Linked DNA regions of Homo sapiens: region 1 is linked to region 2. A link is an interaction called in ENCODE POLR2A ChIA-PET data of the cell type or tissue named here. Cell type or tissue: OCI-LY7. All regions are shown on one strand. Each heading gives the region's core, and the rest is flanking DNA. Links, peaks and the distances in the headings are about the cores only. Region 1 has its middle 17 kb from the start of IFI6. Region 2 overlaps SLC9A1 (solute carrier family 9 member A1).

Region 1 (16,158 bases), core at 5,506-9,505, 580 kb before region 2:
TTCCAGAGTGATGTCTTTTTATATGCTAATAATTGACTGGTGGCTAGCAGCTGCTAGGTAGCTTCAGGATGGAGGCTGGTGACCAGAAATACCTAGGCAGGATTACAGAGTTGAGACTTTCAGCATCACCCCCCTACCCAATGGGGAGGGCAGAGGGGCTGAAGGTTAAGTTGATCACCAGTGGCCAATGGTTTAATCAATCATGCCTACATCATGAGGCCTTCATAAAAAAAAACAAAAGGAGGCGAGGTGTCGTGGTTCATGCCTGTAATCCAGCACTTTGGGATGCTGAGGTGGGAGGATCACTTGAGCCCAGGAGTTCAAGACCAGCCTGGGCAACATAGGGAGACCTCCTTTCTACAAAAAAATAAAATAAAATAAATTAGCTGAGTGTGATGTATCTATAGTCCCAGCTACTTGAAAGGCTGAGGTGGGAGAATCACTTTAGCCTGGGAGGTAAAGGCTGTAGTGAGCCAAGATCATGCCACTGTACTCCATCCTGGGTGACAGAGCAAGACCCAGTCTCAAAAACAAAACAAACAAACAAATAAACCTAAAAAAACAGGGTTTGGAGAGCTTCTGGATAGCTGAACACATGGAGGTTCATGGAAGGTGTGTGCCCAGGAAGGGCCTAGGAGCTCTGTACCCCTTCCCTCATTTCTCATCCTCATTTCATCTGTATCTTTTGTAATATCCTTTATAAAAAATTGATAAACATAAGTAAGTGTTTTTCTGAGTTCTGTGAGCTGCTCCAGCAAGTTAATTGAACCCAAAGAGGGGATCATGGAGACCCAAACTGGAAGCCAGTCCATTAGAAGTTCTGGAGGCTGGACTTGTGCCTGGCTCAGGGAGCTTGAGGAATGAGCCCTAAACCTGTGATATCTGATGCTATATTCAGAGGTGTTTGAACCAGAGTGACTCCCTCTTGAATAGGAGCTGGGTAAAATGAGGCTGAGACCTGCTGGGGTACATTCCCAGAAGGTTAGGCATACTTAGTCACAGGTTGAGACAAGAGGCCAGCACGAGATACAGATCACAAAGACCCCGCTGATAAAACAGGATGCAGTAAAGAAGCCAGCCAAAACTTGCCAAAACCAAGATGGTGACGAGAGTAAGCCCTGATCATCCTCATTGCTCATTATATGTTAATTATAATGCATTAGCATGCTAAAAGACACTCCCACCAGCACCATGACAGTTTACAAATGCCATGGCAATGTCTAGAAGTTATCCTACGTGGTCTAAAAGGAAGAGGGGTGTGGTGGCTCATGCCTGTAATCTCAGCACTTTGGGAGGCCGAGGCAGGTGGGTCACCTGAGGTCAGGAGTTCGAGACTAGCCTGGCCAACATGGTGAAACCCCATCTCTACTAAAAATACAAAATTAGCTGGCTGTGGTGGTGTGTGCCTGTAATCCCAGCTACACAGAAGGCTGAGACAGGAGAGTCACTTGAACCTGGGAGGCAGAGGTTGCAGTGAGCAGAGACTGTGCCACTGCACTCCAGCCTGGGTGACAGAGTGAGACTCAGTCCCAAAAAATAAAATAAAGTAAAATAAAATAGGCCAGGTGCAGTGGCTCATGCCTGTAATCCCAGCACTTTGGGAGGCTGAGGCGGGTGGATCACGAGGTTAGGAGTTTGAGACCAGCCTGGCCAACATGGTGAAACCCCATCTCTACTAAAAATACAAAAATTAGCCGGGTGTGGTGGTGGGCGCCTGTAGTCCCAGCTACTTGGGAGGTTGAGGCAGGAGAATCACTTGAACCCGGGAGGCGGAGGTTGCAGTGAGCCTAGACTGTGCCATTGCACTCCAAACTGAGCGACAGAGCAAGACTCCCTCTCAAAAAAATAATAAAAGTAAAAGGAACTCTCAGTTCTAGGAAATCTCCACCCCCTTCCTGGAAAACTAATGAATAATCCACCCCTTGTTTAGCATATGATCAAGAAATAACCATAAAAATAGCCAAGCAGCAGCCTTCAGGGCTGCTCCGCCTATGGAGTAGCCATTCTTTTGTTTCTTTACTTCTCTAACAAACTTGCTTTCAGTATAAAAATGAGACTCTTGCTGGGTGCGGTGGCTCACACCTGTAATCTCAGCACTTTGGGAGGCCGAGGTGGGCACATCATGAGGTCAAGAGATGGAGACCATCCTGGCCAACATGGTGAAACCCCGTCTCTACTAAAAATACAAAAATTAGCTGGGCATGCTGGTGCGCGCCTGTAGTCCCAGCTACTTGGGAGGCTGAGGCAGAAGAATCACTTGAACGTGGGAGGCAGAGGTTGCAGTGAGCCGAGATTGCGCCACTGCACTCCAGCCTGGTGACAGAGCGAGACTCTCTCAAAAAAAAAAAAAAAAAAAAAAAAACAGCTGGGGCGCAGTGGCTCACACCTGTAATCCCAGCACTTTGGGAGGCTGAGGCAGGCGGATCACCTGAGGTCAGGAGTTGGAGACCATCCTGGCCAACATGGTGAAAGCCCGTCTCTACTAAAAATATAAAAATTAGCTGGGCATGGTGGCAGGCACCTGTAATCCCAGCTACTTGGGAGGCTGAGGCAGGAGAATCGCTTGAACCCGGGAGGCCGAGGTTGCAGTGACCCAAGATCGCGCCATTGCACTCTAGCCTGGGGGACAAAAGGGAAACTTCATCTCAAAAAAAAAAAAAAGAGAGACTCTTAATTTTGGGGGTCTATTTTGCCTTCCAACTGTGCTGCTTCTTAAGCCCTAAAAACTGCATGCTTTCCTGGCCCTATTCTCAAAGGGCTCCACTCTAAAGCCAGTAAAACAATTAAGACACTTAAAAACTGGCAAATGAAAAACTCTTAAAACTACTGGATCTTCTTCTGTCTGTTCAGCTGTATTTATGTGTTGTGTGCGATGTTTCACTACCAAAATACATTAAAGAGCTCTGATTAATCGGCTTAAAAATAATAAATGCATAAATAAATATTCTGTCAGAAAAATAACAATTTTAATGCCCTTTAGTTCACATGAGTTTAGTAATTTTGGAAAAAAGACAGTTTTAAAGATTATTGGTAAATTAAAATATCTTCAAGATGAAGACATTTGGTCTAAAAAAGGCGAGTAAGATATTAGGTTTGCTAAATGCTTTATTTTTTAATATAAAATACTTCATGAATTTGTGTGTCATCCTTCCACAGGGGCCTGGTAATCTTCTCTGTATCTTTCCAATTTTAGTATTGTGCTGCCAAAGCAAGTACTGCTAAATGCTTTAAGGTCATAAATTGCTTCTTTGACTTTGAAAATTGTTCAACTTACCTGCTTTGGAGCCATTAGATTTTAGGGAAGACTTGGGGACATATGGAGTTAGCCATGCTCCCTAGCTATGCTGGGAAGAGTTGGACCTTATCTTCACTTCTGTCTGGTATCCTAGGTTCCACATCTGCTACATAATTAAAATTGCTTACTTACCAGGTTTTTCACCAAAAATAAAAGTTGCTAAGAGATAACATTCTAACACATGTAATCAAGACTACTGAAGAAACGGTTTTACATGCAAGGTGTGTAAGGAAAGTAGAATATGTTTCCGGTAAAAAATTATAAGAAGGCATGGGAATGTGGGGTTTTTTGTTCCGGTTTAGAGGATTAAAGGATGGCTTTATGTTAGGTAGAATAAAGCTGAAGTTTTGGCCAAGTTATGGAAGGTTTGTGAAAGATTAATCTTGTAAAAATTCTGTGTGTGAACTTATTGGTCAAAATTAAAGGGATATTATTTAATTATTCAGCTTTTCTATAAATCAAACATTGAAATAAAAGCACAACAGGGTTTTCTTACACTGTTGATCTGCTTTTTAACAGAAAATTATAAAAGATTATAACAGGTTTATGAGACTCTTACCTTATGGTCAAACTGATCAAGATTGGGTAGATTTGTGTATAAGGTCTTGTTTAAAATTGGGTTTGATATTAATTGTATACTAATGCAAAGGTGAAATTTGGCTTTCTCTCTTGAACAGGATCTTTATGGAATATTGAAAAAGTGAAAGATTTTTGTTTGCCTTTTAAACAAACTACAAGAAAAAGGAGAGAAAATAGATTATTTGGAAAGCTAAGTCTTTCCTCTATCAATGAGTAAAAGTTTTCAATTTTTTAAAATCTTTGAGTTATCATATTGGCTAAATGAATGGCCTATGGTGACCTGAAATTCTATTTTATCAGTATTTTAAACTTTTGATATTTGACAAACTCCAAAATCAAATTATAAATTATATATTTTTATGATCAGATTAATCCTTTAGATATTAGGTCCCCCTAAAGCTCAAAAATGACATATTTGCCTTATTTGGTACACTAAAATTATACAGGAAGCATTGTCAAATGTGAAATGGTGTTTGGCTTTCTTTGGGCTGTATTTGTAGAAATATATTATTGGTATGTGTTCCAAAATTATGGGAAACCCCTCTGATTCTGATAAGACATATTCTACACTATCAGTAATAATTATAATTGTTATATAAAATTGTTGTATGCCACAGAAGTAACCCAAATTCCTAGTTAATTGTGTCTAACTGTGGCTGCCCTAAGACTTTGTCATCCACAGACAATTGTTGTCTTGTTTTGATCCTCTTTAAAGGGTGGTTTATAATCAGCTATAGGACTGACAAGTACTCTTAAATGCAGCTCTCTGATAACTTTGGAAAGTGTGCCATTAAAATAAAGAGAAGGAACTTATAAGACTTTCTTGGAAAACTAATGTAATTATAAATATCAAGCAAAACAGGAATCAATTGCATAGACTAAACTAATAGAACACCAAAATAATCTTTTTCTGATGTTTTACTTAAAATGTTGCTCATCCTTTCTGTTTGGTTTTTCAGAGTCAAGAAAACTTTTCTTTTGAGCTATCAACAGTTTTTAACAATTGAATAAAGCATACCCCTATGAGCAAAATTTTCAGCATATTTCTTTCTCACTACTTGATTTTACCAGAATTTGGAAACTATTTGTGAGTATTCTTAACTTATGGCACTATAGTTAAGTTATTTGCATAAGTGCAATAAGAATCTGTTTTGTTTTATAACAGGACACAGTTGGAGACACTGATTATTTTACCAAGGCTTTGACTGGGATGGTGTGCTTTCAGATACAGACAGCTTTAAAGAATGAAAGCCGACTAACAGAGTCAAAAAAAAAAAATGCCCCTTGAGAAAACTAGCCTTATACCCTGTCTATGCAATCCCTGTACAGGGTTCCTGATCTGTAGTAAGTAAAGAATGTCACTTTCTGACAAGCCCAGGAACCCCAAATTATCTTGAGAACTGGAAAGGAATTCACCCAACTCATACAGGTATTTTCAGGAATAGACAGATAAATTCTTGGCTGGGCTCAAGGCTTTAAAAAGTCTAATCTAAGATTACTTATGGAATAAAGTTCCATCAAAGCCAATTTTAAAAGGAGCCTGCATGGCAAATAATTAATCTTACTGCACTTTATATAAATAATCAGGACAAGTATAATAAGACTAAAGCTTATTTTGCAAACAAATCAGTCCTACCTTGACTTGTCTTCAATGAAAATGGGGACTGGAGAGAAAAAAATTATGTTTCAAAAACTTTTGTACATCTGTTATTAGATTCTAATCTCATCTTTGTTTTTGCGGGTTTTTTTTGAAATTTAGACTGACTCTACTTATTCCTGTAAATCAACCAGTGATCTCTGGCTGCTGCTCAAAAGAAAAGAGGGAAATAGGTAATGTAAAAATCTAGATCAGTATTCTAATTCTGGTCATGTATTGGAATCAGCTAGTGATCCCCTAACAACTTGGTTCCAACAATAGTCAAGTTCATGAAAAGCCTTCTTATTCAGTCTACTGGGATAATTTTACTTATTTCCTTTACCACTGTGGAATATATTGCTGTTGTACTATTTTGTAGAAACGCAAAATAAGGCTACTCAACATTTTCTTAAATTGAACATTTATTATCTTTCACATAGCACCTTTTGTCAGAACAGAAGGTGATATCTGGAAGAGTTATGAATGGCCTTCACCATAACTGACTGAGCTCTTCTCTACCCTGAATACAAAAGACCCTAATAATTAGGCAAAAATATTATCTCCCCTATTCAGCCTGAAGACGTTACAGAGGATAGATCTACAACCCTCTACAACCCTTAGGCTTAAGAGTCCCCTCGTAAAAGGGAGGGGGGAAATATGTCAGAGGTGTTCCAAGAAGAGCAATTCCATCTTGAACAGGGGCTAGATGAAATAAGGGTGGGACCTGCTGGGCTGCTTTCCCACGAGGTTTGGCATTCTTAGTCACAGGATGAGAGAGGAGGTCAATACAAGATACGGGTCACAAAGACCCCACTGATCCCACTGGTAAAACAGGATGCAGTAAAGAAGCTGGCCAAAACCTGCCAAAACCAAGATGGCAACGAAAGTGACCTCTGGTTGTCCTCACTGTTCATTATATGTTAATTATAATGCATTAGCATGCTAAAAGACACTCCCACCAGTGCCATAACAGTTTACAAATGCCTTGTCAGCATCTGGAAGTTACCCTCTATGGTCTAAAAGGAAGAGGAACCCTTAGTTCTGGGAAATCCCCACCCCTTTCCCAGAAAACGAATGAATACCTCACCCCTTGTTTAGCATATCATCAAGAAATAACCATAAAAATAGCCACCCAGTGGCCCTCAGGGAGTAGCCATTCTTTTGTTTCTTCTTAACAAACTTGCTTTCACTTTACTCTGTGGACTTGCCCCAAATTCTTTCTTGCATAAGATCCAACAAGAACCCTCTCAGGGTCTGGATCGGGACCCCTTTCTGATAACACTATCTCAGAGTAGGTAGTGTCTGAATTGAATCAGAGGACACTCAACTGGTGACTGCTGCTTGGTGTGTGGGGAAATCCTCACATACAAATTTGGTCACAAAAGTCTTCTGTGTTGATTGTTGTTGTTAAGTGAGATAATAGAACAGGCACACTGAGTGTTGTTTCCCCCCACCCTGGCAGAGTTGGTGTCACGGAAGTGAGATTTGCTAGAATGGCCTGGGCTGATGGAAAGTTGTGGTTTGGGAAGAGAAAGGATGAAAGAGTGCTGGGTGAGGAACTTTTGATCCCTGAGTAGCCATGTGGTCACCCATGGTTTAGAGCCGCAGCTGTGCTGTGCTCAGTTACTGAAGATAAAAGTTATGAATGGAATTTAGAGACAGAACCAACTCCTGGAGAGTTGATTCACTGGATGCATAAGGAAATGCAAACTAATAAGCAAAAAGAAAAACATTCTTGTTTACTGTTAACTATAATAGCTAAAATGAAATTGAAAGAGAGTGCTGTGTCAGACCTTGGTGCTAAACCAAGTTCAGATTTCAGTGAGTCTGAGCTTCAGCCACTAGCCTCCAAACTGATCCCCAAGGGAAAACTTACGCAGGGAAACAGAAAATAACTGAGAACTGGGTTACCAAGAGGACAGTCAATGTAGGGGAAGGGCAAAACCAAGTCACTATAGACTAGAGGGTACGATGTGAAGGAATTATTCCATTTTGTAGATTACTATCTTCAGCTTCCTGAGGAATCATTACTAAGATGGATTGCAAGAGTAACTAGATTTCAAGTGCTGCAGAATGGAAGAGCATGTTGAGGTTGATGCAGGATCCACAGCACACTACAGAACAATTGCAGGTAGCTATACATGACCCACACACAAACAGGAGGTTATTCCTGAGGGAACAGCCAGCCCAGTAGATTGGATAAAAGCCACTGTAAAATTTGTTTACCCTGAGAAGGGAGACTCTCCTGAAGGAGCTCAAAGAACTTCACCCAAAAATATGGCTCCCTTTGGTATAATGAGTATTTTAAATTTTTAATTAAAGGCCTTTCGAGATCCACAGCCACTAGAAGAGACTTCTCCCACTATCTATATAAAGACTGGATGGACTCTCCAAGAACAATTGTTTTTCCTTCCGCTCCCTGTTATTTCATTATCTATTACAGAAAAGAAGACCGAGAATGTAAGCACATTCTTAAACAGACCCATTCACAAGATAATATCTCTTTCAGGCTTATTTACTTCCAAGAGAACCATTTACAAGTTTGTTGTTGTCGTGGTCGTTGTTGTTTTTGAGATAGGGTGTCTCTCTGTTGTGCAGGCTGGAGTGCAGTGGTGCATTCATAGCTCACTGTAACCTCAAACTCCCGGATTTAAGGGGAGCCTCCTGACTACGGGTATGCACCACCAAGCCCAGCAAATTTTAAAAGTTTTTGTACAGATAGGGTCTCACTGTGTTGCCCAGGCTGGTCTTGAACTCCTAGCCTCAAGCAGTCCTCCTGCTTTGACTTCCCAAAGTGTCAAAATTACAGGTGTGAGCCACTATGCCCAGCCCGTTTATAAATTAATCTCTATTCCTCCGCCCCCACCCATTCATTCTCCCTAGTAATCATTTATTGTCCCTCAACAGAATTACCTATATTCCCTATCTCCCCCATCCCCTCTGAAATAAAGCTATAGAAGTATTTGGGCCTCATTGGGATGTTGGGTAAGCACTCTGTGATTTTTCCCTCATGTACACATTAATAAATTTGTATGACATTTCTCTATTAATCTGCATTTTGTGGGTTGAATGTACAGTGATCCTTGAGAGGGCAAAGGAGAAGTTTTTCCCTTGGCCCCTACATTCCCTATAAATGTCAAATGGAACACCCCAGATGAAGCAGTTGATAGGTTTCATATGCAAGCCATGTGGAGCTGGCTTTACAATGACCAGGCATTCACCCGCTAAGGATGCCTGTATATGGCAGATGCAGCTGACAGCCATAACTTAACTGAAGCGTACCCTGAGAATGATCCTAGGGTCTAAGAAGAATGTGTGTTCGGAGTCCTGAGCTAAGGAATCCGGGAGTGGCCAACCCAGAGTTTCACTCCTTATCTATGAAGGACATCTGAGCCCCTGGCTCATTCCTTGGAACACAGGCCATACAGGGGATGGAGTCCCTTTTTGTGGATTAACTGGAGGTTGCTGGGTAGAGGTTGCTAGGTGGAAGGTGCTAAGTGAAAATGCTGTATCAACTGCATGCGTTTCATAAAACGCATGCCCTGTTTCATAAATGCATGCTCCTGTCCAGCCCACCACCACTGGACCATCCCTGTGTGTAAGTTCCCCTCAGTAAACCCTAAGTCTCATTCACTGGTTCCGGCCTCTAGGACACAGTGCCATCCCTATTGGAGTCAACAGGAGTCCTGCATGACAATGCCTATTACCCGGGTCATGATAAATGCTGTGGTTCAGGCAGCCTCTTTTGCATGGGCACCTCATGTAACCTTACTACTGCAAAACTGAGCTATAGTCAGAGAAGCCTTATCAAATTTGCTACCTCAGCTTCCCCTCCTGGGTCTTACGGATGGTAATGAAAACATTAAGGCAACTAACAAGAGAATAGGTAATGGGAGAGGGGAGAATCAAAGGATTTCTCCCACGAAGGCAAACATTTTTAAATGGTTATTAAGAAATAAGGCAAGAGCCACTGGCACCTGATGCCTCCCGGAGTTCATGTCCCTTCTGCCTTTCCAAGGGGTGCTTCTGTCAGACTGGCCAGGGGACAATACCCTGTTCCAGTTGAAATTTATGGTGAAGCAGCTGGAGAAACCAGACAAGAAGGCAGAAAAGCACTCCTACGCCAACCAGGCCAAAGTGAAGAAGTCCCTTCAGCAGAAAAATGTAGAGTGCACCCGTGTGTACACCAAGAACACCATCTGCAAGGAGAACAGCAGCGTGAACTGGCTCTACATGGCATCCGCCTGGACACAGTGGCCCCCGAGGTGCAGACAGCTGTGACCATGAAGGTGGTAACCAAGAACATGGTGTAGGTGACCAAAGCCCCAGACAAGGCCTGAACACCACGGACCTGCAGAAGGCCTCTGCAGCGATGGACAGGTTTGAGTAGCAAGTGCAAAACCTGGCCATGCACACATTAGTGATGGAGGATTCCATGAGCTCGGCCGCCACACTGACCATGCCTCAGGAGCAGGTGGACAGACCCATTGTGCAGAGCGCCAAGGAGAATGGCCTGGAGGTCCTAGACCAGCTCAGCCAGTTGCCCAAGGGTGCCTCTGCCGGGCGAGAGCTCCGTGTGAAGCCAGGAGGAACAGCTGTCAAGGGCGTTAGCCGCCCTGAGGAATTAGCCGCACCCTGCCGTGGGCACCGCCTCTGCTCTGTGATGTGCCGCAAGGCTCCTGGCCTCCTCCCCTCCCCCCGGCATCTTGCCTTTTTGTTGATCCTGCAGAGCTGCAGCTGGCAGCTACTGTCGCCCAGCTCCTCTCACCTGCCTGGCCTAGGTGGCCCTGGAGTTGTTCCTGTTTTCTTAGGTTGGGCGGTGGATCTGTGTCCTGGTGTTGAGTAGGGGTGACTTCTGTGACTCTGGGGCCAACAGCTGGGAGGTCAGCAGGCTCTCTTTTGCTCTCTGTGGAGTCGATGGGGTCTGGCCAGTGGGTGCCATGTAAACTTTTGCTCAACACTGCGGGGACCTTCAGACTCCGTGATAGGAGACATGCTGCTCACTGTCAGCCAGTGGGGGTCAGGGCTGCCCTGTTTTCCAGGCAGCTCCTGGAGAAGGCCTCTCCACGCACCCTGCCCCTACCACCAATGGGCAGGAGGTCCCACCATGTGAACGGACACAGCCTGAAGAGGCACCAGTGGCTCGTGTGTGCTGGGGAACGTCAGGTGCCACCCAACACTGTCTTGGTGGCATTTACAGATGATGACCCTCCCCCTCTTCCTCCTCTGTCATTCTAGGGGTGGGGTCTGGGCTGCTCCTGACAGCTGGCTGAGCCTCCCTGGGCCTCCTGCCCTCAGCTCCCCTGGTTCTTAAAGCTGCCCAGTCCATGGGGACAGAAACTTGCCCAGCTCCAAATCCAGGAGTTTCCACCCTGGGGTCCTCATCCTTGCTCATCTGCCACCTCTGGAGGTGCCTTGGGCTACATGGGCTGTGCTGTTGTGTCCCCTCAGCAGGGGGTCTGTCCATGCACTGGCCAGAATTGAGCATGTGCGTGGGGCCTCCTCGGTGATGCTGCCTGTGTGCCAATCTCTTCTGTCTCTCTAAATAACTGGGTGCCTCCCCCGACTGCACCCCATCCTACCTTCCCAGCGTGGAAGCCAGAGTGGCTGGTGAAGGGAGCTTAGGAGAGTCACCTTCAGCTGGGCCAGTGGCTCTGTGAGGAAAACCTGTGCTGTGGCCACGCGGGCACCACCAGCTGCAGCTCATCAGGAGGACTCGGAGAGGGGGACGGCAGAGAGAGGGCTTTGGGCACAGCCTGCTGTTTTGTTTTTTCTGTTCCCTAAAGTTTACTTCATTTTCTTGAAGCTTCCAGGGTTTTGTTGTTGTTTGCCAAAGTAGAAAGGACAGGTGGCAGGCGGGGAGGGTGAGTCCCAGCCCCTCCTCTGCACCAGGGCTGCCGCGGTGTCATGGCTCTTATGAAGGGAAGCATAAGACCCTCACTCAGTGCGTTTGGTTTTCTTTTCAGGATTTCAGAGCCCCTGGGAGGAGATCCCATTGGTGGGTCTGGACATGCGGAGGTCAAGGCACCATCTGGCCATGGTCCTCTCCAGCCTCCCCAGAAATTGACCCACATGCTGGGTGTTGAAACAAGGTCCCTCTATCCCTTGCAAATAACAGCTTTGGAATTAACAGCTTTGGGGAGCTACCTTGTCCTCCCAAGGGTGCAGGGCTCCACAGAGCCAAGGGCCAGGCAGGGGCTACCTCAGCCCTGTCTCCTTGGGCACCAAAGCAGGGATTTGTTGAAGGAGAGAGCCATGTTTGCCCTTTTCCTAAAATGCTGCTGTAAATAAACAGGTCCCCCAGCAAGCAAGGAAGCAAAGGAAGGAAGGAAGGAAGGAAGGAAGGAGAAGGAAAGAAGAAAGGAGAGAGAGGGAGGGAGAGAAAGAAGAGAACACTGATAAGGGTGAAACTAAGAGGAAAAAGAAAGGGGAGAGTCATGAGACTCGTCTGAGCAGGATGGAAATCCTTAGATGGTTATTAAGAAATAGGATGAGTAAAATAAAAATTAATGAGGTTTTAAAAAAGGAAATTAATGCAGTGAAAACAAATGTCTTTTTTTTTTTTTTTTTTTTTTTTTTGAGACAGAGTCTCGCTCTGTCACCCAGGCTGGAGTGCAGTGGCATGATCTCAGCTCACTGTAACCTCTGCCTCCTGGGTTCAAGCAATTCTCCTGCCTCAGCTTCCCAAGTAACTGGGATTACAGGGACCTGCCACCACGCCTGGCTAATTTTTGTATTTTTAGTAGAGATGGGGTTTTGGCATGTTGGCCAGGGTAGTCTTGAACTCCTGACTTCAGGTGATCTGCCAGCCTCGGCCTCCCAAAGTGCTGGGATTACAGTCATGAGCCACTGCGCGTGGCCAAAATAAATGTCTTAATACAACACTATTGAAGGTTGGGTGGACCAAAGAGAGTCTCTGATGGTCTTCAACATTAAAGGCCCCAAACCAGTTTGCTCTATTTCCTCCAGTTTGGTGGAATTTTAAAAGCAGGAAGGTAAAGATTTACAATAAGAAACCCTACCTGGAATTGCCTGGGGTGATGGTCAGACTGGTTAATCAAGGGAAGATTGACAGAGAGGCCAGAGTCTCCTGGCCTGGCCTCTGGCTAAGGACCTAAACACTTATTGCCCAAGAGAGAATAAAATGGTCTGGGGAGGGGGTGGAGAAGAGAAGTTCCCGGGACATAAAAATATACTTGGTCAACAGGATTCTGAAAGTGGGAATGTCTAAACAGGCTTTACGTAAAGGCTTAATGTAAAGTGGTTGTGTCTCCTTTACCTAATGTTTTATGGAAATGGGCATTGTATATGACAGGGTTGTTCCCTCTACCTAGAACTGTAAAACAGAAGGCATGTAAATCCACCCTTCTGGAAATTTTAGTTGGACATGCTAAATGGAAACCCAAGCCCACACTGTAGAGTAGAAGCTGGAGTGCTGATAGGGACAAGTTCTCCATTCGATAGCTCTTTGTGGAGCATTTGCTGGGGCTATGACAAAAGCCTATGAGTGGCTGGGCATGGTGGCTCATACCTGTAATCCCAGCAATTTGGGAGGACAAGGCAAGAGGATCATCTGAGGTCAGGAGTTCAAAACCAGCCTGGCCAACATGGGGAAACCGCATCTCCACTAAAAATTTGAAAATTATCCAGGAGTGGTGGTGGGTGCCTGTAATCCCAGCTACTCGGGAGGCTAAGGCAGGAGAATTGCTTGAGCCCGAGAGGTGAGGCAGAGGTTGCAGTGAGCAGAGATGGTGCCACTGCACTCCAGCCTGAGCAACACAGCAAGACTCTGTCTCAGAAAAAAAAAAAAAAGAAGAAGAAGAAGAGAAAAGGCTGTGAGCACCTGCAAGCAAAGACTACTGAGATTTTGGACTAGACAATTTCCACTTGAGGGGCACTTACTAACTTGTTACGGGACATTAACTGAAGCTACCCCTGTGACTGAAGGACATAAAATGATCTTGACACCTGAAATACCCATGCGATCTCAGGTGATGTCACAGAAACACTCAAATAGAGACAGCAGTGTCCAGAAGAGTTCCATAACAAAATGGAAATGGCTTATACAGAAGCATGCTACCTGGGGAGTGCCAGGAGGAGATAAAAGAAAGGAGCCTCTTTTCTGCTAGGACTGGTTTGCGTGAGGAGCTGCTGGCTTCTACAGTGTCCCATAACGGCTCTCAACTGGCCAGCAAACAGCTTGGTTTGTGGATGGCAGTTCCAAGGTGAATGGACAACATTCTGTTTGGAAGGCTGCTCTGTTGATCAAAGAAGTGTGAAAATAAATAAAATGTAAACCTTGTTGGAACCCCACAAACACCTTAAGCTTTGAGAGAGATGTGACTGTGATCTTGTAGCAGGACAAGCCACGGACAAAACCCCTCAGACACTGAGTTAAAGAAGGAAGGGCTTTATTCGGCTGGGAGCTTCGGCAAGACTCACATCTCCAAAAACCGAGCTCCCCAAGTGAGCAATTCCTGTCCCTTTTAAGGGCTTACAACTCTTAGGAGGTCCATGTGAGAGGGTCATGATCGATTGAGCAAGCAGGGGGTATGTGACTGGGGGTGGCAGGCACTGGTAATCAGATCGGAACAGAACAGGACAGGGATTTTCACAGTGCTTTTCCATACAATATCTGGAATCTATAGATAACATAACCTGTTAGGTCAGGGGTCAATCTTTAACCAGGCCCAGGGCATGGCGCTGGGCTGTCTGCCTGTGGATTTCATTTCTGCCTTTGAGTTTTTACTTCTCTCTTTGGAGGTAGAAATTAGACAATATGAGGGGTGGTCTCCTCCTTTAATCTGAGTCTCATATGGTTACTACTTCCGTTTCTCAGATTATAGATTAACTCGCTTTCTTGTTTGTCTTATTCTGTACAATGACTAAGAGAGTTACATGATGTCAGGAATAAAAACCACCCTTCTTCCTAATGAATGACCCTTTGTGTAGATTAACTTCCCCATTGTTGTCCTGCTTTGCCTAGACCAGATAACAGAAAACCCATGACTATTACACCCTCTGTAAAAAATTTTAAATGCACCCATTCCAAAAAGAAACACTGCATAAACCAATCAAATTGCTGTACCTATGCACCAATTGTGTGTGAAAAATGTAAGGCCAGGCATGGTGGCTCACACTTGTAATCCCAGCACTTTGGGAGGCCAAGGTGGGAGGATTGCTTGAGGCCAGGAGTTTGAGATCAGCCTGGGAAACAAAGCGAGACCCTGTCTCTACAAAAAGTAAAAAAAATTAATTAGCCAGGTGATATGGTTTGGCTCTGTGTCCCCACTCAAATCTTATCTTATAGCTCCCATAATTCCCACATGTTGTGGGAGGGACCTAGTGTGAGATGATTGAATCATGGGGGCAGGTCTTTCCCATGCTGGTCTCATGATAGTGAATGGGTCTCACAAGATCTGATGGTTTTTAAAATGGGAGTTTCTCTACACAAGCTCTCTATTTGCCTGCCACCATCCACATAAGATATGACTTGCTTCTCCTTGCCTTCCGCCATGATTGTGAGGCCTCCCCAGTCATACGGAACTGTAAGTCCATTAAACCTCTTTCTTTTGTAAATTGCCCAGTCTTGGGTATGTCTTTATCAGCAGCATGAAAATGGACTAATACAGTAAATTGGTACCAGGAGTGGGGCGTTGCTGAAAAGATACCCGAAAATGTGGAAGCTACTTTGGAACTGGGTAACAGGCAGAGGTTGGAACAGTTTGGAGGGCTCAGAAGAAGACAGGAAAATGTGGGAAATTTAGAACTTCCTAGAGACTTGTTGAATGGCTTTGACTAAAATGCTGATAGTGATATGAACAATAAGGTCCAGGCTGATGTGTTCTCAAATGGAGATGAGGAACTTGTTGAGAACTGAAGTAAAGGTGACTCTTGTTATGTTAAAGAGACTGGCGGCATTTTGCCCCTGCCTTAGAGATTTGTGAAACTTTGAACTTGAGAGAGATGATTTAGGGTATCTGGTGGAAGAAATTTCTAAGCAGCAAAGCATTCAACAGGTGACTTGGGTGCTGTTAAAGGCATTCAGTTTCAAAAGGGAAACACTATAACAAAATTTGAGGGGTGCATTAAAGTTTGGAAAATTTGCAGCCTGACAATGCAATAGAAAAGAAAATCCCATTTTCTGAGGTGACTTGGGTGCTGTTAAAGGCATTCAGTTTCAAAAGGGAAATACTGTAAACAAAATTTGAGGAGTGCATTAAAGTTTGGAAAATTTGCAACCTGGCAATGCAATAGAAAAGAAAATCCAGGCCAGGCACGGTGACTCACACCTGTAATCCCAGCACTTTGGGAGGCCGAGGCAAGCGGATCACATTAGGTTGGAAGTTCAAGACAAGCCTGACCAACATGGAGAAACCCCGACTCTACTAAAAATACAAAATTAGCCAGGCGTGGTGGCGCATGCCTGTAATCCCAGCTACTCAGGAGGCTGAGTCAGGAGAATCGCTTGAACCCAGAAGGCAGAGGTTGCAGTGAGCTGAGATCATGCCATTGCACTCTAGCCTGGACAACAAGAGTGAAACTCCATCTCAAAAAAAAAAAAAAAAAAAAAAAAAAAGAAAGAAAGAAAGAAAGAAAAAGAAAAAGAAAAAAGAAAAGAAAAGAAAATCCCATTTTCTGAGGAGAA
Region 2 (16,158 bases), core at 7,775-11,774:
TCTTTTCATTTGTTCACACTCTTCCCCCTTTAGTCACCCACCTTTGAGACCAAACTCTAGTCCTACATCCTTCAGGAAGTGTTCATCATTCCCTTAACCCGTGTTTTCTGAGCATCACTTTTTGGGGGTCCAGAGCTGTGTGCTGGGATGCCAGGCTGGCTGAGGCACCGAACACAGCTCCTCAGTTTGGAGGGGCACCTGACTCAGCCTGGGGAGGGCGGGGGTGTGGCTCCAGGAAGGCTTCCCAGAGGAGGTGACACCTGCACTGGGGTTTTTTGTTTGTTCGTTTTTGTATTTTTGAGATGGAGTCTCACTCTGTCGCCCAGGCTGGAGTGCAGTGGCGCGATCTTGGCTCACTGCAACCTGCGCCTGCAGGTTCAAGCAATTCTTATGCCTCACTCTCCTGAGTAGCTAGGACTATAGGCGCACACTCAGCTAATTTTTTGTATTTTTAGTAGAGATGGATTTTCACCATGTTGGCCAGGCTAATCTCGAACTCCTGACCTCAGGTGATCCACCCACCTCGGCCTCCCAAAGTGCTGGGATTATAGGTGTGAGCCACTGCGCCCGGCCCTCCACTGAGTTTTGAAAGGTGGGTAGAAGTTCCAGGTGAGGAAGAGTTTCCTGCTGTTTGCTTAGAGGTGGGATTTGGGGACTTCTGGTCACTGGAGTCAAGGAGTTGATGTAGATGGGACAGGTGAGAGGAGAAAGGAAGGAGAGAGGGAGAGGCTATGCATTGTGAGGGATTTGTAACCCAGTGCCAGGGTTGCTGAGGCTGTGATCCTCTATCACAACATGCCTGCCTCCGGAACAGCCTCTCTTGCCAGGTCTCTAAGGCAGTTGCTGCTGGCTCAATCGCTGCTTATTACTCCAGGGGCCGCCCAGGCCCCCCAGCCTGCCTGACCTCTCTTTTCTCAGTCGTTTCAGTGCACAAGGTGCTCCTGTGTCTAGTCCCTGTTCTCACTTGTTTACAGACAAGAAAATGGAGGTTATTCCATGGTATAGTGATTTACGCAAAGCTCATGGTTACTAAAGGGCAGAGTGGGGTCTGGACCTGGGGTTTTGGCCTCCTTGCACGGTCTTCTCTTTTCCATGACTCAGATAGTCCAGTGTATGCTGCTTGTGTTTTCTGACAGCTTTTTACCTGCTTTCCCATCCAGACCTGATGTTCCCAGAGGGTGAGACCCTTTCTCTCCAACATAGTAGGACCCCCTGAAATGTGGATTGAAACAAGCAAGAAATAGAAGTGCTGTTTGGAAGAATGATGGGGAAAAACACAGAGAGAGACTGATTGCCCGGGTATGGGGAAGGATGCTTGCCCAGGTACTTGGAACAGATTTATTTATGGCTGTTTTTGTGGGGGAGGCATATTTATTGCAGACTTGAATTCTCTTCCTGGTGATCCTGACAAGCTGTTTTCTTTGAAGCAGCATGGCCCAAAGAACTAGCAGTTCAGAGAACTGGGTTCTAATAATGACCCTGCCACTTCCCAGCTAGGTAGCCTTGGACAAGTTACCTCTCTGAACCTGGATTTCTTCATCTGTCAAATTGGGGGTCAGGATGTGAGATGAAATGAGAGGGGGTGTGTATAAGCCCCCTGCACAGAGCCTTGCATCAGATTCTCCAAGTGTCCAGTGTTTGTCTCCTGGGTGCTGGAGAGTTTATCTTTTTTTTTTGAAATGGAATTTTGCTCTATTGCCCAGGCTGGAGTGCCATGGTGTGATCTCGGCTCACTGCAACCTCTGCCTAACAGGTTCAAGTGATTCTCCTGCCTCAGCCTCCTGAGTAGCTGTGATTAGAGGCGCCTGCCACCACACCTGGCTAATTTTTGTATTTTTCGTAGAGACGAGGTTTCGCCATGTTGGTCACTGTGGTCTAGAACTCCTGACCTCAGGTGATCCACCCGCCTCGGCCTCCCAAAGTGATGGGATTACAGACGTGAGCTGCCACCCCCAGCTGGCTGCTACATTTTAAAAAAAGTATTATTTGGCCAGGTGCGGTGGCTCACGCCTGTAATCTCAGCACTTTGGGAGGCTAAGGTGGGTGGATCACCTGAGGTCAGGAGTTTGAGACCAGCCTGGCCAACATGGCGAAACCCCTCCTCTATTAAAAATACAAAAATTAGCCAGGCGCCATGGTGGGTGCCTGTAATCCCAGCCCCTGGAGAGGTTAAGGCAGGAGAATCACTTGAACCCGGGAGGCAGACGCTGTAGTGAGCCGAAATCGCGCCACTGTACAACAAGAGTGAGACTCCGCCCCCCCAAAACAAAACAAAACAAAACAAAACAAAAAAAACCTCCCATCCCCACAGCAGAAACTCAATGAATAATACTTTTTTTTTTTGAGGTGGAGTCTTGCTCTGTCACCAGGCTGGAGTGCAGTGGTGCAATCTTGGCTCACTGCAACCTTCCCCTCCTGGCTGAGTTAACTTAGGAGAGCTTCCTGGAGAGGGCAGCCTTTGAAGATAGGAAGGATTTCATGAAGTCTTTACTAGGCCACTAGAGTAGAAGCAGTGGGAGACTTCCTGGAGAAGAGCTCATGGAAAGAAAAACCTACCGCTGGCCCTTTGGGAACTGCTTTGGGCCTCTTTAGTCCTAGGCTCACACGCCCCTTAGAAACAAAGTAAGAATAAAGCCAGGGATAATACAGTGAGTGGCCAAGAACACAGACTCTGGAGCCAGACTACCTGGGTTTGAATCCCAGTTACCAGCCATGTGACTTTGATCAAGTTGCTTAACCTTTGTGTGCTTCAGTTTCCTCATCTGTAAAATAAGGGGATGGTAATTGTGACTTCCCAGAACTATGGTGGAGAGCAAATGGGTTAAGAGTGTGCCGCTGTAAACTGTAGAGTGCTGGGCTTTCATTGGGAAGTATTACCTTTCATTGCTGCAGTTGAGACTGGTTGCTGGGGCAGTTGAAGAGGGAGTTAAAGAAATGGAATCATTGTGCAACTAGGAATCCCTTGGGACCTGGCCGAGTTGCAGCCCCAGAGCAGTCCTCAGGCCTGGAAGTAGGGCGACAGAGCCCTCAGTGTGCCCCTGGGTCCCTGGTGACCTGGCACTATGGGCCAAAGAGACCCCTCTTCCCAGCACTCCCCTCTGACTTCCCAGGCCAGAGGAGGGTTGCGGGAAGGGGGATCAGGCATGTCTGGTCACCCTGGCAACCCAGGGTGATGTCGGACAGCCTTGCCTGCTCCACTGAGCCAGTCTCAACAGATGGGGACCGTCCGAGGAGATATAAATAAAACATTCTTGTGGTGCAGAGCAGCCGCAGGGGGCTGGGAGCCTCCATCAATTGGAAGTTTGGTGAGGTGTCTGCTCAGCAAGAGTGTGTGTGTGTGTGTGTGTGTGTGTGTGTGTGTGTGTGTGTGTTCGTTCCAGCTACCACCTACACTAGATAGAATGAAAAACACTTCTCCCATCCCCCAGCCTCTTCTAAAAGGAGCGCCAACTCTGAACTGTGTCAGAGGGTTTGGCCTGTGGCTGTGCTTGGAGATGTTGAATTCCACACTTTCGTGCCTCCTTGTTCTGGGAGGACTGGACGTCCTCGAAGAAGGCTGTGTGGCTTGGAGTGTCACAGACTGCTGGGGTAGAACTGGACATGTGATCATTGACAGGTCACTGGCTGTCTCTGTCTCCATTTCCCTGACTATATAATGGAGAATTTAGATGCTCTCCAAGATCCATTCCAGCTCTTACGACTCTGGTTCTTACTCTAACTGCCTCTTCCCATCCCTGATTTCACCCTGGTGACATCACTGCTGCTGCATGTTTGGGCCCTGAAAGTTTTGCCTCATCTCTTGGCATCCTGGGATCTTGCCTCCATGCAGGGCTTTTGTCAGGGTACCAGGGGCCGCAGCCATCCTTCTGTGCCCCTTTCACCACACCGGGTGTCAGCAAGCATCCTGCTCTTTGTGGGGACTCTGCAGGGATGCAGAGTGAGCGCAGTTGGTGGAGTCAGGGCGTTAGGAGAGGGACAAGCCAGCGCAGGTCCAGGGGCTGCTTCCCACTTCCCTGAGCCGTTGCTCCTGAAGGAGCCTCCTCTTGATGACAGAATCCCTTCCTCCCCCAGCCCTAGAAGTGCTTTCCAATAATGTGCCACCTACCCACAGGCAGGGAGCCAAAAGTGGATCTCAGACCTTTCTCCTCAGCCTGGCCCGGCCCGGCCCTCCCCTCAGGCCCAGAGAGCCCATCAGGGCCTAGAGCTCCTTCAGCTCACTGAGCGCCAGAGACAAAACAGGAAAGCCAGGGAAACCAGCTCCAGGAACATGGCTCCAGCCCCAGGTACTCTGGAGCTGGCTGAAGGAGAAGGAGGTCGCTGTGCTGTAGTCAGGAGGCCCGGGACCCAGTCCTGGTTGGCCTGGCTGAGTGCATGCAGCCTCCTCTCAGAGCTCGTTTTTCTTGTGTTCAATAGGAATGCCAGCTCTCTGTTCACCTGGTCATAGAAGCTCCAAGGGCTGGAATAGCATGGCCCTCCCCATCAGCTGCTCACGGAGGTTCAGAGTCTGAGTCACCTCAATGTTCCCAGTGTCCCATATGGCCTGGCTCAGAGAAAATACCGAGCTTTGACTAAAGAATTAATTAGCGCTCTCTGCTACCGGTTTGAGACACCTAAGCTAGAATAGAGGTCCTCCCTTAGACACTAGGGGAGTGGCATAACCTTGCTGAGCCTCAGCTTTGTCTTCTGCAAAATGGAGGCAATACCTATCCCAAGGGCTGTGGTGAGGACTGAATGAGATGGTGCGTGCCAGGCTCCCAGCACAGTTCTGGCTCATGGGACGCCCTCAGACCTGAGGAGCCGTCTTCATGTTGCTGTTCTTGGCTTGTTTCACATGCCTGCCCCCTCCCCAGGCAGGAGCTGTGGCCAACTCTTCTCTGGGTCTCCCAGGCACTGTCTGGCGATTTATGGGGCCAGGAAAGCTCTGTGGATTGGGTTGATGGCACAGAGTGAGGGTAGGAGGCATTTTTAGAGCCCGACCCCTTAGGTGGAGGTGGAAGCCATCATCTGCCTACCCTGGACTATCTCTTTAGACTCTGCCTTCTCTTAAGGCAGCTCTTGGTGCTAACGCCAGGACAGGGGCAGGGAGGCTGTGGAGGGGGGTCAGCATGCAGCTGGCTGGAGCTGGACTTCCGGCCTTGGGAAGGTGCTTTCTGGCCCCTGCCTGTAGGAGCTCTGCTCCCCTAAATCTTCATCCTGCTTATCTCCGCTGCGCTGTGCCTGTCTCCCCTCCAGCACACTGCAGGTCTTTGGGGTCTGATGCCATTGTCTTGTCTCAGCTGCTTCTGCCTGGGTTGTCTGACTGATCTCGGTGGGTGCCAGGAAGAGAGAGAGGAACCTGGGAGATGACTGTGGATTGAAGGTTATGAGAGAGGGAAGCACCAGAAGATTCCTGCCCTAACCTGAGCAGACAGGTGGTGGTCAGGGAATGCTTCCTGAAGGAGGAGGCAGGCAGAGGATATGGTGTCAGCCACATATGGTGGGGGTAGAGGTAGAGGAATGATTTCTAGAGAGAGGAACTAGACTAGGTGAAGATTGGCAGGCAAAAGAGGATGTGGCTCATATGGGGCAATTGCAAGGAATTTGGCAAGGCTGAAACCTAAGAGTTGACAGTGGGGAGAATGGGACATGAGGCAAGAGCAGATGACAGAGGCAGTGCTGAAAATGTGGGCTTTATCCTCTACAGCAAGAGAGACTTGGGTCCAACATGACTAGCCCTTCCCAGTGGACCAGCCAGCTACACACTGGATGTTGACTGGTGGACAGTACAAAGACTGGGGGACTTTTCAGCAAAAGGGGTGATTTTGGAATTATTTTCCCTTTTATTGATGTGGGAAGTAGATGAACAAAAAGTGACTTTTGGTCATGTCTATTTTGAAATCAGGAGAATGCACATGGTGCCTTCGAGGTCCTCTTGGCCTAGGATGGAGACATCTTTTTTTCCCAATGTGTTTTGAGTGTCTTCAGGGTGCTTGGCACTGTGCCAGGATTCTGGGCCTGGATAGTGTTCAGTGTGTGAACTTTTTTTTTTCAAGATGGAGTCTTGCTCTGTTGCCCAGGCTGGAGTGCAGTGGAGTGATCTTGGCTGGAGCTCAGTGGCGTGATCTCGGCTCACTGCAACTTCTACCTCCTGTGTTCAAGCAATTCTCCTGTCTCAGCCTCCCAAGTAGCTGGGAATACAAGCACCCACCACCACGCCTGGCCAATTTTTATATTTTTAGTAGAGACAGGGTTTCACCATATTGGTCAGGCTGGTCTTGAATTCCTGACCTCAGGTGATCCACCCACCTCGGCCTCCCAAAGTGCTGGGATTACAGGCGTGAGCTACCGTGCCCAGCCAGCAGTGTGAACTTTGACTTGTCACCGTACTAGCACTGCCCAGATTCCTACCTGAGAGTAGGAAGGGCTTTGGGCATGGAGAGGGAAGTTCCTCCTCTGTCCCAAGGATCTCAAGAGTAAGTAATGAGAGCAGAGGCCTGGCCAGGCATGCAGGTTATCGGAAATCTTGGGTGATGTCCCAGCCCTGTGTATTTTCAAGTCAGCTGATATTTGTTGAGCACTTCTTGTGTCCTAGCCCTGGGTGTATAATGATAAGCAGTTATGGGATCTGCCTGCACAGAGCTTGCAAGATAGGGAAGGGGAGGAGAGAGAGCTTTGCTTTCTTCTTTCTTTTTTTTTTTTGAGGCTGGGCTCAAGTGATCTTCCTGCCTCGGCCCTCCTAACTAGCTGAGACTACAGGTGCATACCATGCCCAGCTATTTTTTTTAAGTGGAGATGAGGTCTCCTATGTTGTACAAGCTGGTGTCAAATTATTGGCCTCAAGTGTTCCTCCCACCTCAGCCTCCTAAAATGCTGGGATACAGGCATGAGCCACCATGCCAGGCCAGAGAGAGCTTTCCTCTTGAGCAAAGGGACAAACCCTCTTGGCTATGCCAACCCTGGGAGCATAGTACCCAACATACAACTAGATGCTCAGATTTTTTTCCACCTACTTTCCCACCCCAAAACAAAACAAACAAGTAAACCACTCACAGGAGCTCAGGGTTCTCTGGCCATACCTGATATTGAGAGAGGCCCTCTCAACGGGGATTTTTGCTACTCCTCAGCTCTGGGTTTGAAGCCTTAAGGTGGACTACAGCAGAGCGGCCTGTTGCTGGCCAGGACACGGCCTGGGGAGATGGCTGGTGGGTCCCAGGCAGAGGGGTGTGTGAGGAGGCCTTGATGGGAGGGAAGGATAGGAGAGCTTGAATTACAGAACTGTGCAGTTTGATGGGAACTGGGGCATCAGACCTGTGTTCTATTCTAGTTCTGCTCCCCACTTGCTGTGTGACTTTGGGCAAGTCCCTTCCCTTTTCTGAGCCTTAGTTGCCCCATCTTTAAAGTGGGTGGCATTGAGCTAGAAGCGGGATAGCAAATAGATTTTATCTCACCTGCCAAAGCTGGTTGCCACTGACATCCTTGAGCCGTGTCTTGAGCAGCTGCCTGGACTCAGTAGGAAAGCCTACTGTTTTGCAGGTTTGCAGACCCCAGGCCTTATTATCCCCAAGTTCCTTCCCACGCTGGTATTCTTAGATTCTTCTGTGCTTTCTTCTGTCTCCTATGCCACTCCCCACCAGCTGGTTGTCTGCCTTCTGCTTAAACAGCTCCGTGATAGGGAACTACCATCTTCCCTCAGACAGAATTGTTAGATTGTTATTCCTCAGGTTGAGCTCAGATCTGCCTCCCTGAACTTGTGCCTGGAATAATGCCTTGGGTTCAGGCGTAGGTGATGCCCGTAGGTACTTGGCACGTCAGTAATCAATTTATAATTTCTGCCTTCTGGAAGCATATAGAACTGCTGCTTTCTAACATTTTATGACAGTGACAGAGATAGCATGTATATATCCTTTGAAAAAAGTGCTTTAAAAACACTGTCACTTGGTTTATGATGGCAAACCTGTGAAGCTAGCATTGTCCCTTCCATTTTACAGGCGAGGAAGCGGAGGCTCAGAGAGTTAACAGAGCAGCCCTCTGAGACCCAGCCTGTGCACCTCTCACCAACTGCGCTCCTCATCCCCGGCCCATCCCCAACCTTCTATTCTCCTGGCTCCTCCGAAAGCCCATGGCCTCCCGTTCTCTCGCCCTCCGCAGGTTTCCATGTGATCCCCACTATCTCAAGCATCGTCCCGGAGAGCTGCCTGCTGATCGTGGTGGGGCTGCTGGTGGGGGGCCTGATCAAGGGTGTAGGCGAGACACCCCCCTTCCTGCAGTCCGACGTCTTCTTCCTCTTCCTGCTGCCGCCCATCATCCTGGATGCGGGCTACTTCCTGCCACTGCGGCAGTTCACAGAAAACCTGGGCACCATCCTGATCTTTGCCGTGGTGGGCACGCTGTGGAACGCCTTCTTCCTGGGCGGCCTCATGTACGCCGTGTGCCTGGTGGGCGGTGAGCAGATCAACAACATCGGCCTCCTGGACAACCTGCTCTTCGGCAGCATCATCTCGGCCGTGGACCCCGTGGCGGTTCTGGCTGTCTTTGAGGAAATTCACATCAATGAGCTGCTGCACATCCTTGTTTTTGGGGAGTCCTTGCTCAATGACGCCGTCACTGTGGTGAGGAGGCCAGGGGCCATGCCCATGTCCAAACGGTACAAACCCAAATCCAGGCCCACCAGTGAATCCCTCATCCACCCGCTAATAACAGTAATAAAAACAGCTGAGGCACATTCCCGCTTCCCGTATGCCAGGCACCATGCTGAGCCCTTCGGCATGGATTATCTCATTTAAGTCCTCATGGCTGCCTTAAGAGGTGCTTATTATTCTCATTTTCCAGGGGAGACACAGGCCCAAAGAAGTTAAATAACCTGTTGGAGTATGAACCAGTTTGTGATTGAACCAGGTCTGACTGACTCCAGGGCCTAAGCTCTTGGTTTTGCTAGGTTATATGCTCCCTCCTTGACTTGACTTGCTTTTTGTTTTTTAAGAGACAGGGTCTTGCCCTGTCTTCTAGGCTGGTGAACTGGTACGGTCATAACTCACTGCAGCCTCAAATACCTGGGCCTGAGATCCTCCTGCCTCAGCCTTCCGAGTGGCTAGGACTACAGGCATGCACCACCACACCCGGCTAATTTTTTAAATTTTTTGTGGAGATGGGGTTTGACCATGTTGCCCAGGCTGGTCTTGAACTCTTGGCCTCAAACCATCCTCCTGCCTCGGCCTCCCAAAGTGCTGAGATTACAGACCTAAGCCAACAAGCCTGGCCCTTCTCTTGCATTTTGATGTGAGCTTGGGCAAATTACTTACACTCTCTGTGCCTCAGTTCCCTCTTCACAGACCATATCATCTGTGAGGGGCCTTTCAGCTCTCATGTTGGCTATATCTTAAGTTAGAATTCGGTTTGTGCACAGTTTTTGGGCGGAGATTATGGAAAGGGGCCTTGTCTCCAAAACATCTAGAAGGTGATAAGTAAAAGAAGTTGGCCACTTGCTTGCTGTGTGACCTTAAGCAAATGCTATACCTCTGTGGCCCTCACCTTTTTTTTTTTTTTTTTTTTTTGAGATGGAGTCTTGCTCTGTCTCCCAGACAGGAGTGCAGTGACGCAAGCTCAGCTCACTGCAACCTCCGCCTCCCAGGTTCAAGCAATTCTCCTGCCTCAGCCTCCCAAGTAGCTGGGATTACAGGCGTGTGTCACCATGCCCAGCTAATTTTTGTGTTTTTAGTAGAGACTGGGTTTCGCCATGTTGGCCAGGCTAATCTCGAACTCCTGACCTCAGGTGATCCGCCCACCTCAGCCTCCCAAAGTGCTGGGATTACAGGCATGAGCCACTGCGCCCAGCCAGCCTCACCTTTGATAGCTGCAAAGTGGCAGAGGATTAGTGCTTTCCTCCAGGGTCTGCACGTGGTAGCACCATATACACCTGCACATGCCCTTCCTCCCAGCTGGTTTCCTTGGGAAACAGATGTGTGCATGTGCATGCTCACGTTGTGTTGTGAGAACACTCCCACCCCCTCCTGAGCTGTCCCGCTCAGAGCAGCTGCACACACAGGAAAGCTCAAGGGCACATGTGCATTCCCAGGCCATGACTCCCTCCTCTGCAGCCCCAGCCTTCAGGAAGCAGCACCTCAGAGTAGAGACAGACTGTGGTGTTCAGCTGCTGGCAGCCTCAGCTTCCTGTTCCTCCCACGCCTCCTCATGGGGCTGGGTAGAATAGCCTGACCTGAGCAGGCAGGCCTCCATCCTGGCTTCCTCTAGCACTAGCTCTTGCCCAGGGTTACCACATGAGCCTGAGTTTCCCCATCTGTGACACAGGGATTGCAGTACTCAGCCTGTCATCCTCCCAGGCTTCTTACAGGATTACTTACATTAGTGAGTCATACTCACTAATGTCTGTGAAGCCAGTGAGTGCCAAAGATAAAGCCCTCTCCAGTGGGATCTGGGTGTTGGGGTTCAGGTGAGCACTGCTGTGGAGCTTGGGGCATGGTTGCATCAAGCAGGTAACAGACCCAGCCATTTGTGGACCCATGGTCATGTCTCCCAAAGGCAGTGGCAGCGGTGGTAGTGATTGCTGGTGTTCATTGGGTGCTTCCTGTCTGAATGTGTATTGCCTCATTTTTATTTATTTATTTAGAGACAGAGTCTCCTGTCACACAGACAGTGTCACTCAGGAGTGCAGTAGCACAATCATAGCTCACTGCACCCTCAAACTCCTCAAATGATCATCCCCTCTTAGCCTCCCAAGTAGCTGGGACTGCAGGTGCTGGCCATCACACCCAGCTAATTTATTTATTTATTTATTTATTTATTTTGTAGATATGGGGTCTCATTATGTTGCCTGGGCTGGTCTCAAGCTCCCGGGCACAAGCGATGCTCCCTCTTTGGCCTCCCAAAGTGCTGAGATTACAGGCGTGAGCCACTGTGTCTGGCCTATGTTGCCTCATTTAATCTATACAGTAACTCCATGAGGTTGACACAGTTATATTCCAGTTTTTTTGCGATGAGGAAACTGAGGAACGGAGAGGTTACATAAGCCTGATATATGATATAGCTGAGGTTCAAATCCGTAGTCTGAGTCCAAAGCCCAAGTGCTTACCACTGTGTTACTCTGTTTCTCTATAGTTCCAGGGGTAATAGCACCAGGCCAGAAAGGAGGACTTTCCCCTCTGTGCCGACTCCATGGGCCCATGTGGTAGACCATGAGGACCCATGAATCCCCTCAGGCCAGGAATGAGTTTAGCCCACGGCTGAGTACGCACCTGCTAAGAGGCTGTCTGCCGCTGGAGCCCTGTCCTATCCCCCAGACAGCTGGGGCCAGGCCGCACCAGGCCTGGCCAGTGCTCTGCATCTCCCCTTGCTGCCTGGCCCAAGTCAGGTCTTTCTGGAGCTCTTGGCATAGGTGTGAGTGCCCCATTTCCCAGAGAGTAAAGCCAGAGGCTGACCCTGAGCTGCCTGGTCTCAGGTCTGTGCCCTAGACAGGTCACTCCTCACGGTCCATTCCTCCTGCTCCAGGTCCTGGGGGCTTTGGAGGGTTCCCTGTCATGGATCCTCACGTCCTTCCCTCCCTTCCCCCAGGCCTGGAAACTCCCTGCTCCTTCCTGGCAGAGCTGTCTAGGACAGACTTGAGTAGGCCAGGCAGCTCAGGGACCTAGCAATAGGAGGGGCAGATCCTCAAAGCTGAGCCTGCTGGGGAGGCCTCAGCCATGGCTGTCAGGGAATAAGTTCTGGGCCCAGTTCTTCTGCTCCTGGGCTGGGGGCCCCCTGGCGTGTTGTTTTACCACTGTGAGCCTCGGTTTAGCAAAGGAGCATCCTTGACCCACCTGCCTCGCATGGTTGTTGAGTGTCGACTCAGATAAAGACTATCAAAGGGCTTTACAGTGTATGAAGTGCCACTTAAACATCTGATGGTAGTGTTGCAATGACCATCTATTTCCCAGTCCAGGAGACAGGGATGCCTTAGCCTCTAATTCCATAGCATCTGAACTTGGCTGTTCATTGCAACCCCTGGGGTGCTTGTTACATAGAGATTTCTTGGCCCTATCCCAGAGAGTCCAAGTCCAGTATGGCCTGAACATGTGTATTTTCAGAAAGCTCCAGAGGTTAAGAAATGACATTCTAGTTCATTGTGTGAACGTCCCTTTTTTGTGCTGAAGGAGGGACTGAAACCCAGTGATGGGCATGACGTGCCCAAGGTCAGGCAGTGAGAGGCAGACTTGATAGCACCAGATGTGGCTAACACTGCATCAGGTAAGGCTCCGAGCACTTGATTCGCTGATTTAGTCCTCACAGCAGTCCTAAGATTTGGTATTATTATCCTCATTTTATAGACAGGAAAACTGAAACACAGGGAGATGAATTTGCTTCCTGTACACAACTCAGGAGTGGCAGAGCCAGGATTCCAGTCCAGGCAGTTTGGCTTCAGGGTCTTCACAGAGCTTCCCAGGGCCCACCCTTCACCAGTGGGGCACGTGGCTGGCCCAGAGCAAGCCCCTCAGCCCCAGGCTGAGGTTTTGAGCACCTGCTTGGCACTAGGGTTTCTCTGCTACCGTGTGGCCTCTTCTTGTGGCCATGGTTAACGGAGGGGACAGGATTGCCCTGGGTGGACCCCAGGGAACCGTGGGGCCAGGGCCCTCTCCTCCCACCCACCAGCCTGCACACCCTCCCCAGGTCCTGTATCACCTCTTTGAGGAGTTTGCCAACTACGAACACGTGGGCATCGTGGACATCTTCCTCGGCTTCCTGAGCTTCTTCGTGGTGGCCCTGGGCGGGGTGCTTGTGGGCGTGGTCTACGGGGTCATCGCAGCCTTCACCTCCCGATTTACCTCCCACATCCGGGTCATCGAGCCGCTCTTCGTCTTCCTCTACAGCTACATGGCCTACTTGTCAGCCGAGCTCTTCCACCTGTCAGGCATCATGGCGTGAGTCTGCGTGCAGCAGGCAGTGGGCTTGGCGGGGTGGGGGCGGGGGCTGCCAGCTTGGATTCCCCAGGCTCGTAGGTTCACGGAGCTCCCAGGGCCCAGCCTTGAGCTCCAGGGATGAGACATGAACTCCAGGCTCCAGACCTGCTTGGTAGCCATTTAAATGGCCAAGGGCATCAGTGGCTTCCTAGAAGAGGAGCACTTCTGCAGCGCCCCCTGGGGTCCAGGAATCGGGAGAGGGCATTTCAGGCTATGAGCAGATGAAGCAAGAATGACCTGCATGAAGGCAAGCCCAGGGTATAGGAGAGCAGAGCCTTGGAAGCCACTAAGCTTCAGGTTGAGGAAAGCCACAGCCCTGCTACTTCATTGTCTCAAAGGGAGTCCCCTCAGCAGCCCCAGTAGGAGGCTCACCAGGCCTGAGTCCTGGCGGTCCTGAGGTCTCCACCGGGTCTGGAAATGGGGAGAATGGGATGTGGGGAGGCAGTGAGGGGTGAAGGTGTTCCAGTGCCGAGCAAGGCAGAACTGGGGTTCAGAGCCCCTGGCTCCCAGGAGCAGAGCCCGGGTGTGAGCACTGGGCTGGGAGGACTCCGAGCTCCAAGCAGCTGCTTGGAACAAAGCTCCCTGTGGAGACCCCTGTGTAATGGCAGATGCCACGCTTGAGGGGAATGAACCCAGGAGACCATGGGTCTGTGTCATTGACTCCTATTGGGTCAAGAGGCAGTGTGGCCTTGGGGCAAAGGTGCAGGCTTTGGAGTTGGACACTGTGGTTTGTGTGTCTTGGCTTTGCTGCCTGCAGGCAGCGTGACAGGGGAGAGGTGACTATTTCTCTTAGAGTCAGATCTCTCATTTTTTTATTTGAGACGGGGTCCCACTCTTGTCACCCAGGCTGGAATGCAGTGGCACGATCTCAGCTCATTGCAGCCTCTGAGTTCGAGATTCTCCCACTTCAACCTCTCAATTAGGTGGGATTACAGGTGCCCACCACCACACCTGGCTAATTTTTGTATTTTTAGAAGAGACTGCATTTCACTACATTGGCCAAGCTGGTCTCGAATACCTGGCCTCAAGTGATCCGCCTTTGTCGGCCTCCCAAAGTGCTGGGATTACAGGCGTGAGCCACCGTGCCCAGCCAAGATCACTCATTTTAAAAATGGAGGAATAGGGCCGGGCATGCGCTCGTCGCCTGTAATCCCAGCACTTTGGGAGGCCAAGGCGGGTGGATTACAAGGTCAGGAGTTCAAGACCAGCCTGGCCAAGATGGTGAAACCCCGTCTCTACTAAAAATACAAAAAAATTAGCCAGGCGTGGTGGCGGGCACCTGTATTCCCAGCCACTCGGGAGGCTGAGGCAGAGAATTGCTTGAACCCGGGAGGCGGAGGTTGCAGTGAGCCAAGATCGCGCCACTGCTCTCCAGCCTGGGTGACAGAGTGAGACTCGTCTCAAAAAAAAAAAAAAAAAAAAAAATGGAGGAATACACCGTGTCTATAGGGTTGATGTGAGGATGAGTGGCAAGAGGGTGTAAAGCACACAGCGGGCCCCTGGCCCATAGAGGAGCTTGGGACATGGGCACCTTGGTCGTGGCCCCATTGCCCCTGGCAGTGGAGGGGCTCGAGCAGGTGCAGCTCGACACGGAGCCCTGACCCCGCTCTTTCCTGCTCCAGGCTCATAGCCTCAGGAGTGGTGATGCGCCCCTATGTGGAGGCCAACATCTCCCACAAGTCCCACACCACCATCAAATACTTCCTGAAGATGTGGAGCAGCGTCAGCGAGACCCTCATCTTCATCTTCCTCGGCGTCTCCACGGTGGCCGGCTCCCACCACTGGAACTGGACCTTCGTCATCAGCACCCTGCTCTTCTGCCTCATCGCCCGCGTGCTGGGTGAGGGCCAGGGCTGGGGCGGGGTGGGGGTTGTGGTGTGGGGTGTGTGTGGGGGGTGGTGGGCTGTGGTGCTGTGTGTGTGGTGTGTGCAGTGCACTATGTGGAAGGGCCAGGCTATGTGGTGTGTGCATGTGGTGCAGTGTATAAGTATTGTGTGGAGGGGCTGGGCTGTGGTGTGTGTGTGTATGCGTATTGCGTGTGTGGTGTGTGTAGTGCATTGTAGGGGGGCTGGATGTGTGTATGGTGTGTGTGTAGTGTGTGGAGGGGTTGGGGGTGTGTGTGTGTAGTATGTTGTGTGGAGGGCTTTGTATATATGTGTGTGTTGTGTGGAGGGATTGGGCTGTGGTGCAGTGTGTGTATAGTTGTGTGGAGGGGCTGGGTGTATATGTGGAAGGGCTGGGTGTGTGTGTAGGGGTTGGGTGTGTGTAGAGGGGCTGGGTGTGTGTGTGTGTGTGTGGAGGGGCTGTGAGGGTGTGGGTGTGTGTGGAGGGGCTGTGAGGGTGTGGGTGTGTGTGTGTAGAGGGCCTGGGTGTGTGTGTGTGTGTGTGGAGGGGCTGGGGGTATATGTGTGATGCAGTTTGTGGTGGAGGTTTCCTGGTTGGCTCCTGCCTGCTCCCAGCACAGCTAGACAGGAGGGACTTCCCATTTCCATGATGGGCCCTTCAGCAGGGAGAAGCCTGTGTCACAGCAAGGCTGTGGTCTCTGGGGACAGAGTCAGGCTGTGTCAAAGTGAGGGGGCCCTGAGACTCTGAGCCTGTGGCTGTGGCTGTCCTGATGAGGGGCCTGAGGCCCACAGAACCCAGGTCTGTGACTCTGAGCTGAGTGCTCTCTGCACTGTCTCAAGACAGGTGACGTGAGCATGTGCCGAATCGCATGCAGAGCCACGTGCAGTCCTCCAAACCTATGCAGCAGGCCGGGGCACACGTGGGGACCAGGCCCCAGGTGCATGGGTTCCACTCACATGTGCCCCACATGCCTCACCCCAGTGCCTCAGTCGCCTCCTCCCTGGATCTCTCACTTCCTCTCTGAGGGTTAGGTCCATGTCCCCAAGCCTGGCAGGACCTCACATTTATTTGGTGCACTTTTGAAATCCCCTTTATTCCTGAGCCTCATCCTCCAGGGATTCTGGTTCTGTGGGTGGAGGTTGGGCCCAGCCCTCTGCATTTTTTATGCTTTATTATGGAAAATTTCAAGTACTTAGAAAAGTAGAGAGAATAGGATCATGACCCCCCACACACCCATCACATTTAACAAGTATTGACCTGTGACCCATCTTGTTTGATCTTTTCTCCCTCTTCCTGCCCCCAGCCCTCCAGCCACTGGAGGCCTCCATGATGTCTCTAAAGCACATCCAGGTTGGGGAAGTCCTTTAAGGATCCACCCAGCTCTTGG

The links. ChIA-PET counts read pairs that join two places held together with the same protein. Peaks named below come from ENCODE experiments on the same cell type or tissue, not always from the same donor. Only the 100,000 strongest peaks of a DNase experiment are listed, where the experiment ranks them.
Region 1: POLR2A ChIA-PET joins it to region 2 with 5 read pairs; 2 of 35 experiments call an interaction of 5 or more read pairs at or near these places.

Annotation. Positions count from the first base shown.
Region 1 is chr1:27,680,789-27,696,946 of GRCh38, reverse strand. It overlaps the pseudogene CHMP1AP1 and the pseudogene RNU6-424P. Among named protein-coding and RNA genes, the nearest start is that of IFI6, 17 kb to the right of the region's middle. RefSeq lists an enhancer at 14,195-14,489. In OCI-LY7, for the core only: no CTCF peak of the experiment used is centred there; no DNase peak of the experiment used is centred there.
Region 2 is chr1:27,106,256-27,122,413 of GRCh38, reverse strand. SLC9A1 (solute carrier family 9 member A1) reads left to right here. Exons shown (of 12, transcript NM_003047.5): 2 at 8,128-8,588; 3 at 12,637-12,887; 4 at 14,549-14,766. Among named protein-coding and RNA genes, the nearest start is that of SLC9A1, 41 kb to the left of the region's middle. RefSeq lists enhancers at 7,747-8,320, 8,321-8,895, 9,980-10,049, 9,957-10,458, 10,390-10,469 and 4 more and a silencer at 12,137-12,341. In OCI-LY7, for the core only: a CTCF peak has its summit at 10,161; a DNase peak (open chromatin) is centred at 10,153; H3K27ac peaks cover 1,045 bases.